Regions from separate parts of the Mus musculus genome. Here region 1 is linked to region 2. A link is a loop called in an ENCODE intact Hi-C map of the cell type or tissue named here. Cell type or tissue: left cerebral cortex. All regions are shown on one strand.

Evidence for each region. Peaks named below come from ENCODE experiments on the same cell type or tissue, not always from the same donor. Only the 100,000 strongest peaks of a DNase experiment are listed, where the experiment ranks them.
Region 1: it touches region 2 in a loop (2.4-fold over the local background); 2 of 42 quality-filtered maps call a loop at or near these places.

What each region holds. Positions count from the first base shown.
Region 1 is chr1:73,525,410-73,533,409 of GRCm38, reverse strand. C530043A13Rik (a long non-coding RNA gene) reads left to right here and starts at 3,445. Exons shown (of 4, transcript XR_373514.2): 1 at 3,445-3,737; 2 at 7,462-7,570. In left cerebral cortex, no CTCF peak of the experiment used is centred here; a DNase peak (open chromatin) is centred at 3,445.
Region 2 is chr1:72,873,547-72,881,546 of GRCm38, reverse strand. Igfbp5 (insulin-like growth factor binding protein 5) reads left to right here and starts at 6,682. Exons shown (of 4, transcript NM_010518.2): 1 at 6,682-7,741. The coding sequence starts at 7,408. In left cerebral cortex, CTCF peaks have their summits at 2,075 (motif pointing right), 3,540, 5,279 and 7,606; DNase peaks (open chromatin) are centred at 3,525, 5,249, 6,600, 7,667 and 1 more place; H3K4me3 peaks cover 2,357 bases; H3K27ac peaks cover 1,249 bases.

The sequences.
Region 1 (8,000 bases), 650 kb before region 2:
ATGAAGAATCCAAGAGCTTGGCATTTTTTTCCTCATACCTGTTTACTAAATATCCAAGTATCTTGTGCTTGTGTTTTTGTGACAGTTGTCTTTAGGACCCTCGAGTGCACTCTATTCTTCTTGACATCAAACATAGGGAAAATGAGAAAGACTTGACCTTTGCACTTAAACAATCTTAAAAATAATATAATTTTTTTGGAAAAATCTTGTAATGCAATTTTTAAAAAAGTAGCACACAGGGCCGCTCACCTGGGTTCATATCTCCGGCACCACAGTAACAAACAGAAAAGCTGGCCAATTTTAAAAATGAAAGGACAGGCGTGGTGTGCATACTTGTGATCCTAGCACTGGGTAAGTAACAGGAGGATCTTTGGAGCTCACTGGCCTGTCTTTTTGAATCAGGGAGCTTGAGGTTAGCTGAGAGATCCTGTCTCAAAAATAAGGTGGGAAGTGGTAGAGGAAGACACCTGACATCAAGTATGGGCTTCCACATTTATATATACATATGTGCGAGACACACACACACACCCTGCCAAATTCTCCCATTATGGCATTTTCCTCCCATGAGAATCTAGTTTTTCTTCATTTTCTGCATTTAGTTAATCTTTGAACAGCATGTCTGACTAGGCTGAAGTCTTTTTGTAATATCCACTTAACTTGGTCTCGCTCAAGTAGATGAAAACAAAGCCCATAGAGAGCATGGTGCTGAAGCAGCCAACTTGGTTCTCTCATCTCTCCTTTTGCTGGGTTAGTAGTCCTGAACATGATCTGACCTTTACAAAGACAGAGTTCCCTCTATTCATCAAATAGAGCCTCCCCTGGCTCCCCCGAGTGCTCACTCTGTCCCGCTGCTTCCTTCTCCCATTTTCCAGCTTTTGGGCCCCATCCCGTGTCCATGTGTTCCCACCTGATGGTGAAAATGAAAGCCCAGGGCTTTCTGCCATCTTCCTCCTTTCCCTGCACCCTGCCTGAGGTGTCAGTTACATAACTATGCATCTTAAAACTCATTTTTCATCTTTCCAGCTCCGCTCCTCCTTCTCCCACTTCTCTTCCCCTCCATTAATTCAGCTCTTGTATTTTGTCATCCTGGGGTTTCTCCCCGTTAGCAATGGTGTCTTACTTGCTGTTCACATCTAACCCAGGCTTGGCCAAGATTTTGCTTAGGAGACTTTTCCTCATTGGGGATACCCCACAGCTCACTACAGTCAGGACCACGTTTAGGACTCAGATCTGATTACTTTCAGCCCTGTGCTCTTAATGTTGTCTTCTTCCGACTCTTCAGTTTGCAGAGCTTATCTGATGTCCTGACCCTGAGGGCTTCACAGTCATGTTCTGCCTTTCCTCAGAGCTTCAACATTTCTTTGGAAACACGCAGTTTCCCTTGTTAATTGAATTGAGGTGCAGAGCAGAGCAGAAGCACACTGCCTATTTGCTAATGATGCTTTGCCAAGTTCAGGAAGAAGGGGATGCTTTGAAAACACAGTAGTGTCTACTCAGGTATTTGCTGGAAGTATCTCTTCCTTGCCTTAGCCTACTTTTCTGTATGACTGTGATTTAATAAATGTTGGTCTATCTGCCAGCCTGAAGAGACAGACCTGCATGTTAGGTTCTTAGTGTGGGACACTGAGAATGGTGGATGGAATGCATGGAAGAGCTGATAGAGGCATCCGCCCTGGGTTCCAGCTGAGAGCACTGACGTCTGGGATCTCAGCCTCATTTTAGGGACTGAGCAGGGCAATACGGGGCAAGAGTTCTGGAGATGTTTCTACCTCATTCGGGCCAGGGGAGAGTTATGTTCCAAAGTGTGGGTAAGCTAGCATGGCCTCCTGGTCTCTGCATCCTGAAAGAGTGGCTTCCCTTGGCTCTACGTGCCCTGCTGTAGGCTGTCCCCAACTCCTTTGCCACCCGCAGCTTCCCCAGTTCATTTTCACTCTGTTTCTCACGCACCTGCATGCTCTGCTCTCCATTCTCCTGAATAATTCCTTTCTGCAAGGCTTCAGTCACTCTGAGAGCTTTGATAGTCACTATGTATTGTTTGGAGCCCTTTTCCTAAGGAACGGGCCTAATTACTCACTGGACACTATAACTGAATTTTCCTCTGAAATGAGACGTGGAGTCTCTTAACTGTTGACCTCTTCCCTTCCCAGTGTCATTTTAACAAACGACATTAAATTATACCCAGGCTTGATGACTCCCATTTAATAGGCACTAAATCTCGTAAATAATCCATGCCCAATAATACAGTGGACTGTGTGCTCCATTTGCTAAGCTCCTTCGCCCTGCCAGCGGTTTTAATCAGGGCTCAGAGGCACTATGTGCCCATGCTGTGGTGGATACATCCATTCCCCTCAAAGTGCTGCTTCTTTGTCTAAAACAGGGAGGTCTTGAACTATATGAATTCCTTCGATTCTGATCTATATCTCTATATAATATAGGCACACACACACAAACACACACACACACACACACACACACACACGATTTTAAAGATCACAGTCCCAAAGGGGGGACATATAAAGGTCCCCCTTATCCAATAGGCCAAAAGAGTTTTGCTTGGACTGTAACACAGCCCTCAGACCCAAACCTATGGCTAGCATATAATTCCCTGGACATTCCTGAGGGAGACAGGCCCTGCCCTTTGTTTTTGCCACCACAGCAGGGAAGGGTGCTAGCTGCCTGGGGGCGTGGCTCAACAGAGTGGGCCATTATTTTCCACAGTTGCCCTGCTTGTTCTACTGCTGCAGGGGCTGGTGCACAGATGGACACTCTCGGGTGTTTATTCCCTCTGAAAATTAACTAGAGGGCCAACAGTAACTCCTGTCCCTGTTCTGTCCTCACGACTGTCTGTCCCAGCAGACAGGGCAAGGAATTTAGTGAGGTTGCTCCTCAGGCCCCAGGGTTCCCTAAAGACCAAGGCCTCTTTAGTCCTTGATTTAGGAGCTTCATTGTAGGCCACCAAGGACAGCAATGAGATGCTAGGAGCTGATGGACTGAACATGTCCCTGAACTAGCATTGCCCTAAGTGTGAGTTGTTGCTGCTCTTAAGAGACAGCTGGGAGCCATACTCCTTATCTACTGAAATCATCCCTTGCCTCACATGGCACTGAAGTGGGGAGTTTGTATTTGATACTTCTAACCTTTTGTGTGTGTTTCTTTTATTGAGTGTCCCAATCCCATTGTCTTAGACTGAGAAGAGAGAGAGAGAGAGAGAGAGAGAGAGAGAGAGAGAGAGAGAGAGAGATCCAGTTGTACACATGACGATGCTCACTGACATTTCTGGTAAGAAGTTGGCAAAGACTCTTCAAGAGATGTTAAGATATCTACATGCTTTCTAACACAATCCAATCAGAATAGGAATTTGAAATTATCTCTACCCTCATCAGTCTGGCTGTGCCTTTTTATAGATATGGAAAGCCAGGCTTTCTGCAAATTAGCAATGTATTTTGGTCTCCTAATCCCATGCACTTTCCATTACTGTCAGCTTCCTAATTGCATGCGGATTTCCTTATTCTCTAGAGCCAAGGAACATCAACATTCAGCTAAAGATGCTGCTAAATTCTGAATAAATACAACAAGTCAGCAAGGAATCATGTGGGACCTTTTATTCCTAATTTCAGATGACGGCTTGCATTAAACTCTGGCTCCTGGCCACTGCAGTACATTGTGACCTTGAGGCACTGTGGGCACACTAGACATTGCCACCACCCAAAGCCTCATGCTGATCCTTGAGAAGAGAGGTGAGACTTTGTTGTTGCCATTGTTTGTTTATTTTCCATGTGGAACAAGGAAAGACTTTCCTAAGTTTTGTTTTGGTTAGTAGAGTTTGTTGTAGTCTGAAAAGCAGAAACTTCTTAGTGGGGGGACTGTGAAGGCTCCCATTTCCTCAGCTATTATCACATGGTGACTTAACAGTGAATTGTAACTATATTAATATTAAAAATTAAATCATTAGAATTCTGTTAAGCTAAAGTTTTGGGCAATGTGTTAGGTTTGGATCCATTGTAACTGGTTTCCATGGCTGAGTGTGCTCCCATGACTCTTCCCCCAACTCACATTCATCTGATCAGGAAACCAGGCAGTCACTGAGCCAACTTATCCAGAAACTCTTCTGGATATAGAGTAGTGAGTGTGAAAAATGTATAATCTCCTGTTGTCCTAGATCTTAAGTCAAAAGATGGGCAAGTAGAGATAATGATAGTAATGCTATAGAGAAAACACAAATTGAATGAGGCAGGAGAGAGTACCAGACAAGAGAATGTGTTTGTGCAAAGTGTGTTGTCAGGCTCTAAACTGGGCTTCCTAAGAGTTTGTTTTAACCGTGTCTTTGAAAAGTAGGTACTCAACTTTGTCTCCTGGAGAGTGGTGGCTGGGTTTAGTGACTTCTACAAAAAGGTAGAGGAAGGGTGATACTCACCTCTGGGAGCTAGCAGAGTAAAGGCACCATCTTTTACCTCTTTTCTTGGGGTTGTTTGCAGTAGGGCAAGTTAGCTATTCTGTTGTGAGGATACACAAGCAATTTATAAAGAGGCTCATGTGGCAATAATGGGGAACTCTTGCCAACCCCATGGAATGGAGCCATCCAGGAAACAGACACCCAGGTCCAGTCCAACTGTCAGATGCCTGAAGCTTTTGCCAACACCTTGAGCTTACCACAGTGGAATGAGGACCTGGACTGGGCCACCCAGGTAAGCTGACGCCAGGTCCCAGGGCTAAATAAAACTGAGACAATACACATTATTATTTCTGTTTGTTTAAAGCCACAGGTTTTCAGGATATGGTGTTCAATAGCAATAAATAACATATATGTCTGTGCAAAAGATACTAGTTAGCTGTTTAGAAATTGCCATGATGGGGTGCCCCACAGAGGAAATGTGAGGGATGTATCTTGGCTCATAATTTCAGATCTTATAGTTCATCATGGTGGTGAAGAGATGAGAAAGCAGCACCATGTGACAAGAGCCTGTGTCAGGACTCCTCATGTGGCGGCAGTCTAGGAAGCAGAGCGAGCAGCTGGAACCGGAAGCAGGTCAACCTTCAAATTCTGCCCGTGGGGCCCACCTCTACCAGGGAGGCCACTCACCTTAGAAGTTCCACAGCCTTTGAAAAACAGCTTTGAGCAAGGGTTCAAACACATGAACCTTTGGATCACATTTCACCTTGGAATCCTGGCAGAGAAGTTATATTTGGACAGTGGTTGTTAGGCAGAAACAAAGTAAAAAGTGGGAAGAGAGTTCGAAGTGGGAGAGAGGCGGCAAGATTACTGTGGGTGAAAACATGCTTGAACACTGGAGGCTTCCCAAGACCCATGCATTCGATGTAAACCAGCCTTTCCAAGGACAGCTAGCACCACACGCCCTGGGAAACACCTCACTGTACTGAAATGATCTCTCTAAGGAACATATATCTATTGCTTCAGTAACTTGATATTTCTCTAGAGTTAGAATTCAACTCATGGTAAGACAATTGACCTTTCCCAAAGAAATGCAAGGATACATAACTGAGTTCTACGCGGCAGACAGAAAGGCCTCCAACAACACATTTTAAACAGCCTGTTAAAATAAAATTCATACACATACAAATGCACAAACACACACACACACACATTTCAGTCACTTAAAGTCAACAATTTAGTGTCTTTTAAAAAATTCATAGGATAGTAAAAATAGCGACATAATCCAAGCATAGACTAATTTTGTTCCCACCCTCTCACAAAGCTCCCACAATTATCACTATTTGTTCTTGCCATCACTTCCACCCACAAGACCTAGGTAATCACTAATCTGCTTTCTGTTGCTATAGATTTCATAGACATGTTTTCATGTGTCCACTTTTGGATGGTGTCTTTGATGTGTTTACAAAAAGACAAAGAGAAGGGAGATATGTTCTATGGAGGTGTGGTGAAGGGTGCCTCAGTGGGGCCCGTGCCAAGGCATCCCTTCCCCCTGAGGGACCAGCCACAGGACAGTATAGTATAGAATAGAGTTTATTAAGGGCACGGGGAGGGGAGTTAACAGGGTAGTAGAGGCAGAGAAAGGTAGAGAGAGAGTAGATAAGTAGAAGAGTAGAGGAGTAGAGGCTGGCCATGAGCTTGTGGAGAGAGGGGAGTAAGGGGATGGAGGGGGGAGAAGGGAAGCAGAGAAAGAGCAAGAGAGAACACGAAAAAGAGCAAAGAGGGGGCAAGCAGCCCCTTTTATAGTGGGTCAGGCCTACCTGGTGTTGCCAGGGACTGAGGGGTGGAGCTTAGACCCAATGCTAACAGTCTTTCCTTTAGTATAATGCTTTAGGTTTTTCTCCATGGTGCACCATGTTCTAGAACTTCAGTCTATATTTTCAGGTATTGTTGACTTGTGTAGATACACCTTGTGGTCAGTTGTCCATCACTTGGTAAATGGCATGATGCTTTTTATTTTCTGGATATTGTGAGCACTGTTGCTATTAATGTGCCGGCACACATGTACATATGTGATGCAACTTCAGTTAAAGAAATCGAATCACTAGTTGATAAGGCAGCGTCCATGTTTAATAACTTGAAGGGGAATTTTAAATGCTGTCTTTTCTTCCAAGTGGCTTCGCCAGACCACATACCTGCTGGCAATACAGGAATATTCTAATTTCTCTATACATTTATCAGCACTTATGATTGTTAAGTGTCAAACCTGGGAGAAATGGCTGAGGTGTCTCTTTAACAGTTGTCACCCATCACCGAGTGGAGCCATTTCAGTGGTGTGGGTAATTTCTGGGTATGCCCTCCATTTGTATTTTCTTAATGACTAACAACACTGAACATTCTTCCATAAACTTAATTGACCATTTTTAGATTTCTATTTTTTTTTTTAGAACAATGCTTATTTACAGTCTTTGATGCTTAAAAGGTTTAAAAGGTTTTACATCTAAAGCGTTCTTTATATCTTCTGGGTAGAAGTTTTGATTAAATAGATGCTTACAACTATTTTCTACCATTACAAAGCTTGTATTTCCACTTTGTATGTTTGTGTTATTACTTGAGAACCAAAATTTCAATTTCATCCATATATAATATACATATATTTTTGTTACTTGTGCCTTCAAAGAAAATATGAAAGGAAATCATCAAAGAACATGTTGTTTTGAAGAAAAAAAAACCAAACCCCATGAATACTTCCTATGCTTTCTTCTCTGAGATTTTGTTAGTTCTTCTCGGAATCTTTCTGTGTTTGTAAATGCTTGTGTGTGTACCAGGGTGGGGGTGGGTGGGTGGGGCGCTGCTGGAGCAGAGCAAGGGGCTGTGAAGCAGAAGTTCAGCAGTGTTAGAAAGCAAGAAGGAGTAAACGCAGGTGCACAGCAGCACAAAGGGACAGAGGAACAAAGGAAAAGCAGCCATTCCGGTCAATGACTTCTCCCTCAAAAGGATGTTCCAGAACCCAAACTGGGCTAGAAGGCAAGCTGGTGCGGGGAATTCATTTGGTTTTTATTCTACCACAGGTCGTGAATTGTGCCCTTTCCTCAACCTCAGTCTTTCTCAACTGGCTGTTTCTTAAAGAAGCAGAGAGGGGAAGAGGTCCATAGCTCCAGGCTGTGAACTTCCAGAAATGTGAGTGTAAACAAGTGTTCATATAAACAAAAGTTTTACCAGTTAGTAGTGAGTAAGGTTACTTAGTCATTGTTCTATTGCTGTGAAGAGACACCATGACTACGGGAACTCTTATGAGGAAAACATTTAACTGGAGTTGGCTTACAGTTAAGAGATTTAGTCCATTATCAGCACAGCTGGGACTGGGCAGAGTGCAGGCAGACAATGGTGGCGAGGAAACGGAGAGTTCTACAGGAATAGAGAGACCCTGGGCCCTTCTTGAGCTTTTTGAAACCCTAAGCCCACCCCCAGGGACACACTTCCTCTGATAAGGCCACACCCACCCTAAGAAGGCCACACCTCCTCCTAGTGCTACTCCCTGGTACCCAAGCCTTCAAATCTCTGAACCTATAGGGACTATTGCTATTCAAACCACCACATTAGGGGAGAT
Region 2 (8,000 bases):
ATAAAATATTTTTTTAAAAAGACAAAAGAAACTCTACATAGAAATGAGAGAGATGTTTGCTTTTTTTACATAATGAATTAAATCTTACCACTTGACACTGAAGGACACTGAGCAACTGCAATATTTTTTAGAATTGATCAATATTTTTACTTTACAATTGTAAATGCTGAGAACACCACGCCATAGAAATTCATGATAAAAAGTATGTTTACAGCCATTTCAGAAACTGTTGGAAATTCTGTCCTAATCCCAACCCAAAGTCACTTAACAGTTTTTTAAAGGCAATGCAAGCCAAAAAACTCAGTCATCTTTAAAATAAAACATTCTAACACAACACAACCCAGATATACACTTCATTTGATGAGGAGGAAACATGATAGGAAAATATTAAAAGTCTTTGTTCTCCACAATTAAACCATTATGCTTCTGTAAGAGAAGAAAACTGTGTGTACAGTAAAGTCAACTTAATGCGTAATGCACAAAAGTCTCAGATCTGAGCCGATGTGTTTCATGCAGTGTGCACTGGTGTGTGTGCCAATACGGTATGTTCAGTATGAAGTTGGCGTGCTGTAGATTCAGAAGAGCTGTGGTAAAGTCCCGTGATGCAATGCGTGATGAGTACCACCAGACGCACGTTGGATTTGTTACACGTTTGACTGTGAGTTACTTTTTAATCGTTGCACTTTTGAAAACCTTTTACTATCGCCACGTTTCCCACAGGCCTCACATTCAGTTCCACGACACCATGTGTGCAGGGACACGACTCACGTTGAAGAAAGAGTTCCTGGATGCATTCTTTGGAAGTTACACAAGGATGTGCATTTCTGTTTCATTTTTTTAAGTGGTTTTGAAGACTGAACGCACCTTAGATCACTTTGGACGATCACCTTCTAATCTCACTATAGAAGAACATTTTCCCCTAACAAAACATCAAAGCCAGGTCCACTCCCCACTGAGATAGCAGGGAAAGAGCCCACGTGACCGCGGCGGGAGTCAGGTTGTAAAAATGCTGGTTCTATTTCTCTCATGACTGAAGGAATTTCCCTGTAGGAATTTTGACTATACCCAAATTTCACTTTGCAAACTGGCTTTAAAACTAATCACGGTGAAACCAGGTCGTGGGAGTGTACACCTTTGATTGCAGCACTTAGGAGCCGGAGGCAGGTAGATCTCTGAATTCAAGGGCACCCTGGTCTATGGAGAGAGTTTCGGGACAGCCAGGGCTATACAGAGAAACCCTGTCTGGAAAAACAAAACAATGCCGGACGTGGTGGTGCACGCCTTTAATCCCAGCACTCGGGAGGCAGAGACAGGCGGATTTCTGAGCCTGGTCTACAGAGTGAGTTCCAGGACAGCCAGGGCTACACAAAGAAACCCTGTCTCGAAAAACAAAACAACAACAACAACAAAAACCTAACCACTGTGTAAGGCAGGACTCCAGTACTGGTTAGGGAGTAACCGAAGGATTAAATAATGGATCAGTACATCAACATGTGTACTCAAAAACTTTACACTGTAACAGTTAAATTGCAATCACAAATATTGATACATATTTTCCAGCAAGACCTCAGCCTAATACCAACCAACATATTAATTAGTATTGTCACTTGTTTTGTAGGGATGGGAGCGTTGGTTGACTTTATTTGCATTTTTGATGGATTTGACAGTGCTTTGACTGTAAGACTATGGTGCACTCCGAGTTAAGCGCACTGACTTTACTGTACCCATGCAGTCTTCTCTTACAGAACTGAAATGATTTCATTATGAAAAAAACCCAAAACAATATTTTCCTACAGTCTTTCCTCAGCATCAAATGAGGAAATAACACAATCTTCAGATTGTATTGTGCTAGAATGTTTGATTTTTTTTTTTTAATGGCTGAGTTGTTGACTTGAGTTTCCTTTAAAAGTTGTTAAGTGAATTTTGGTTGGGGATTAAGACGTTGCATATTTGTGCATATTTAGAGTGTATACGATTTTAAGGCTAACAATAAGAGTCAGAATTGATTTTATTTAAAGACTTATTTCTATTTTCATTACAGTGGATGGGGGTGCATATGTTTGTGATGTCTGAAGAGGCCAGAAGAGGGCGCTTGACCCCCTGGAGCTGGAGTTGTCAGACATGAGTGCTAGAAATCCAACCTAGACCCCTGTAAGAGCAGCTCGTGCTGCTAACTGCTGAGACATCTCCCCAAGCCCCAGATTTTATGTTTAAGACTCCAAAATCTGTTATCTTGTAACCATTTTCTAATAACTAAAAGGAAGGCAGCCTGAGGAAGGTCTTCTCCTGCTTCACATAAATTCGCCCACACTCCCTCTCCCCGCTGAACTATGATGAAACCTGTCCTCCACAAGGCTCTGTGGTTTTTATTTGGCCTTTCCATAGTTCACGCTCATTAAACCCGTTTCAAGCAGTTAACCCTCTGTCTCTCTCCTCTTACTCCATTTCCCTACCCACTTCTCTCTCTCCTCCAGAGCCGGACCTCCCCATCCTGTCTTCGAAGTCACAACGGATCACTTTTCCTTGTTAATCTCATTTTCCAAAGTGAACGGGGCTTCTGAGCTGCCCGTTGTAGAAACAAGCCAGGTCCCGTGGTCTGAGAGACAGGGGGGCTGCAGGCCCAAACTGTCTCTGTGGAGTTCTGCTTAGCCCCCTCTCTGCCTGGATTGGCTCCAGCAACTCCTAAGCATTAATCCGTAAAACCATGGATGCATATACTGCTCACATAGGGACACAAATCACTCTGAGTCACGGCTGGCTTCTGCTCTTTTATAAAACAGTCCGCCTCGGGGGTCAATTTCAACTCCGGTTAAGTTGCCCGCTGCAGCGAGCCTCACTTATAAAACTTGAACTTTAAAGCAGCACGTGGTTTGACGCTAGAAGTCATCCTCCTTTCTATAAGAAATGTCATATAAAACCTACGAATCCACTGTGCAAAGGAACCCAGAGCTATCTGAGGAGAGAGCCTGCCTCTGCCAGAAGACTACCGGAGAGGGTGGAGCCCGTGAGCCCCTGCAACACCGTGTTATTCTTGAGAAAGTCCCGAGCCACGATGGCAAGAGGTTCTGAGCAGACAGCTATGTGTTTGGACTGCGTGAAATAGATGAATTAACATCTTAGAACTCGTAGTAAAGGGAGACGATAGTGTGCTTTTTAATGAAGACCACCACCGAGAAGTTTTAGGGCTTGTACTGATGAACGAAACGTCACCATATTCCAAGCTGGAGGAACCTGTCTTCAGGGTAAATCTTGAGGGGCTGCTAGAAGGACATTTAGTAACTCAGGCATGTGTGTTGCTAACACCAGAAAGAGTGGGCAGGCTTGACAGCATGAAAGTGAGCCCAAAGGGTGCAGGCACACAAGGATGCCCCTCTGCAAGGCTATGTCTCTCCCATGCACCTAACCCCATTGTTAAAGCTCTTCGTTCGTTCGTTCATTTGCCTCTCCTCTGCTTCTTCTTCCTCTTCCTGCATGAAAGGAGGTAGAGGCATGATTTCAGTGATGTATCTGTTCTGCCACCTAGCCTTCAGTGATGACACTACACCACAGCAGTCCTGAGCTGCTCCCTACCCTGCCTGGCTCTATCCTGCTCAACTTCTTTTACTGTAGAAGGACTTGAAGACTGGGTGCCTGTTTTTAAAAGTACCAGAGTGTAGGATCCAGATAAGACAGTGGCATTAGTCTTCCTGATGGGTCTTGGTCTCTCTGTATGCATGTATCTGGTGGGGAAAAAGTCAATGACCAGATCTTGAAAGTGGAACCAATGATGAATAAACCTCTCTTAGACAATAGTTAACTTGCTTTCCCCAACCCTGTTATCAGGAACCATCCTTGCCCTAGAAATCATTCCAAAATCTTGGAGAAACAGCTGGCTTATGGAGGTCTGGTAAGCTTCCTGAACGAAAGCCCTTTGAATGTTGTTCAGACAAACAGCACAAATCTTTCATTCTCTTGTAGTTCTTGAAGCTTGGTCCTGGTCATCACTTAATTCTTGTCAAAGCAAATAAAAGAGTGATCTCAGGGGAGACAGAGCATGGTAGATGACATTTAACTTCAAACATCACTAAGAAGATTGTGTCCAAAGGCTTATCAGAGCTCAGCTATCCACACACAGGTACGTTCCTGGCAGCAAAGCTAAGCCAGCCATTAAGGAGGTCTCTGAGAGTGCGACCAGATTTCAGTGTGTCCAGAATAAGTTAGTCATCTCAGTGAAACTCTGTTGATATTAAGTCCCCCCCCCTCCCATCTTCTGAAGAGTCCAGGGCTTTTCGAATAGAGGGCAGAGAGAATGGACTCATGGGAAGCCCTTATGCCCCAACACCCAGCACGCTTGTCACTGAACATCACATATAGACTGTTGAGCATAAAATTCACCTCTCCAGTCACTGATAAAAATCGCTACAGACGATCCCAGGGTTCAAAGGAGGTTTCGTGTGTGCTCTCAAGAGCCTACCCTGTGACCCTGAAGAGCAGTGCCCGTCTCTCGGTTCCTTCTGCTCTTTTGGAAGTGGAGCTCATCATGGTTGTTTAATATAGAAAGTCATTCACTGATCTCTCCCCATGACCCCACCATCACCCTTCGAGGACCAATTTCCCACTCTCTCACTTCTCTTCTCCCTGCCCACCTCTCTTCTCTATGAGCCCTCTCCTTCTCTTACTGGTCCTTACACACTGTACTTAGCCACAAGAAGTCAGCTAGAACAAAATTTACTTCTAGAGGCTATATTTTGAGAGTACTGGGCAACTCTTGAGAAACCGGACAGAAGAACCACCCTAGATTTCTCGTTTCAAATGCTACACCAGGGTGAGCTGAGCCCATCCCCACACCATGCCCCTTTCTAACACTCTTCCCTCCTGAAGTTAACTTAAATAAGAAAATAACACTTGATCTCTTCCCCTTCTAAAATAATGCAACCCAGTTTCTAATGTTAAGTTGCTCCCTGCTTTCCCAAGCCCTCCAACAGCAGAGACAGGCTCTTGGAACCAACCAACCCTCCTGCCTTTTTGGGGGGTGTGGGGGTACATTGGTGCACACAGCTCTTCTTCCCTCTGCTAGCCACCAACACAATAAAACTGCCCTGGCAATGGGTGTAAAAGGACACCTTTAAGATTTGGTCCTGTCTTAAAATGTGCCTATTGGCAGAGAACCGAGAATCTGGATCAGAATCTGGGAGTGTGAACAGCGCCCGGGGAGATGCTCCCAAATGGAGCCAGCAAGGGAAATATTTTCTCAATATTGCAGTCCTCCAGCAAGAATTCTTATCATAGATAAGGGTGCAGTCTAGTGGCAAAATTCATGAAATGCAGCCCCTTTTTCTAAAAGAACAGAGCAAGGGAAGAAGAGAGTTGGAGAAAGGGCAAAAGCCCTGCCCCCAAGAACTCCCCAGAGACCATCACTTGATCATGTCTTTTCTTACCTGTGGTGGGCAGTCTACAGACCACCTATCATGTCAAATTAATTTTTAAAACAAACAAAAAAAGCTAAAGCCATCATATTCCTTCTTTCAAAAATTAGGTTTTCTTTCATTTTCCTAAGGGAAGAATGGTCCCTAGTGCTGACTAGCGATCTGGGGCTTCCTGTGGCATGGTGAGGATTTCTCACGTGCAGGCTCCAGGATGCTACCTTGGTACATATTAACCCTTAAACAAGGTCTCCTGCAGCGAGGTACCTGCTCACTCCAGGATCTGCCTACCCCACAGAAATGCCTCATTGTCAACCCAAGAAGGTTATCACTTTATCCTACCTTCCTTCCATTTAAAAGGACATTTAAGGTGTCCATGAGGACACCAGATAAAACTGACAACCCACAGCATTTCCTCCAGGGTCTCAGTCACTACTCCCAACAAAGCTGGGGAGGGGGGTGGGGTGGAGGGCGTTATCCCTTCTTGAAAGTGCACATAGCACGCTCACACTCAGAGAGAGAGAGAGAGAGAGAGAGAGAGAGAGAGAGAGAGAGAGAGAGAGAGAGATTCCCTGGTCATCTATATAGGTGAAGGAAAATGACCACTGGCTTTAACTAAAATCAGTACCCCACCAGAACAATAATGACAAGCCCTTGCCATAATCCCTCTGCCCCTTTTAATGGGGGAGGGGTCTACACACGCGCCCGCACTCCTTTTCTCTTTAAATTTATCTCAATGCCCCTCACCAGCTACTGTACACTACTTGTCCTCCAAACACAAACACACAGACAGACAAACCTTCAGTGGTCTCTTAGACACTTTTTTTTCTAAAGTTGGAAAGGACTTCTTGGGCAGGGTATACACGGCTAATAAGAAAATGTGACTCCTAACAGCCAGTGTCCGGGCTAGTTGTCGGAAAACAGACTCGCTCCATTGTATTCACCCAGCTTCTGAAGAGTACTGCCATCCACTCCTCCCTCCACCTTCTCCCTACTCTCCTCTGTAGCTCGCCTGTCTTCGCCCCCCCCCCAAAGCCCTTTCCGTACATTCCGTGAGGAGGAGGGCTCTGTGTAGGGAGCGAAGGGGAGCCCCCGTGTCTAGAAGGCCTCTCTTCCCCACCCCCACCCCGTGTGAGTTTGCGCTGCAAAGCTCCTTGGCATCCTTGCATGGGTTGGGTGTTGGGGAGCTCAAATTGCAGCTACAACTGGCTGGCAGCCAGGGGCCGTCTATTTAAAAGCGCCTGCTCGACCAGAGCCCGCAGTCTCTTTGGAAACTTCTAAAAGAGCTAGGAAAGAGCTGCAAAGCTGTTTGGGCTTTTTTCCCCCTTTTTGTTCCTTTTTGTTACCCCCCCCCTCGGTCTGCACCCTTCTCCGGACTTCACGCAGAACCTGCGGGTTTCGAAGAGGTGGTGACAGAGCAGGTGTTGGGGTCCAGGTTTGGTGAGGTCTGGGTTTTTGCCCTTTTTCCCCCCTCGATTTCAACATTTTCCCGATCTTGTTGTCAGCCGCCGACGCCTCTTACCTGTTCTGCGGCAGCAGCGCAGCTGGCCGCTGAGACCGAGCGGAGTGGGGTTGCGTTTTAGATTTTAAGCAAAGGGGGGAAAATTAAGCCCAATCCATTTTTTTCTTCACCTCCTCCCTTTTCAAGGCCTCCAAGCTAATTATTTCTGTTGCTTTGGAGTGAGCAATTCTGTGGTTCTCTCCACCACCACCCCCAATTCTGACCCGATCCCGCCTGGGGGTTTCTACGGTCTCCGCTCGCTCTGCGTGCACCTGGCGCGCCTCTTTTTTTCACCCCCAACCTGTTGCAAGTCTTTAATCCTCGCAATTGGGACTTGCGTGCAGGCATCTGAATCCTCCTTGCCTCATATTTTGCAAGTGTTTGGGGGAGAGCACCTGCTCTACCTGCAAGAGATTTAAAAGGAAAAAAATCTCCAGGCTCCCTCTTTCTCCACACACTCTCGCTCTCCTGCCCCGCCCCGAGGTAAAGCCAGACTCCGAGAAAATGGTGATCAGCGTGGTCCTCCTGCTGCTGGCCGCCTATGCCGTACCGGCTCAAGGCCTGGGTTCTTTCGTGCACTGTGAACCCTGCGACGAGAAAGCTCTGTCCATGTGTCCCCCCAGCCCTCTGGGCTGTGAGCTGGTCAAAGAGCCCGGCTGTGGCTGCTGCATGACTTGCGCCCTGGCGGAGGGACAGTCGTGTGGCGTCTACACGGAGCGCTGCGCCCAGGGTTTGCGCTGCCTCCCCCGGCAGGATGAGGAGAAGCCGCTGCACGCCCTGCTGCACGGCCGCGGGGTTTGCCTCAACGAAAAGAGCTACGGCGAGCAAACCAAGATAGGTGAGCGCTACTGGGGTTTCAGTTGCACGGCACAGGAGCTGGGGAGGGAGGCACCTTGGATGGGTGGGGACCGGGGACCGATTGGGAACCCGCGCGCTTTGCGCGCGCAGCAAGTGGCTTAGACCCTAGTAGCTCCTGAGAGTAGATGGGGTGGGTCCTTGCACCTCACACTTGAATCCCTGGCAGAGCAAGCTATCCTAGGCGGCTGTCTAACCGTCTCTACCAGTTTACACTTCATCTCCACCCCAACCCGACCCTC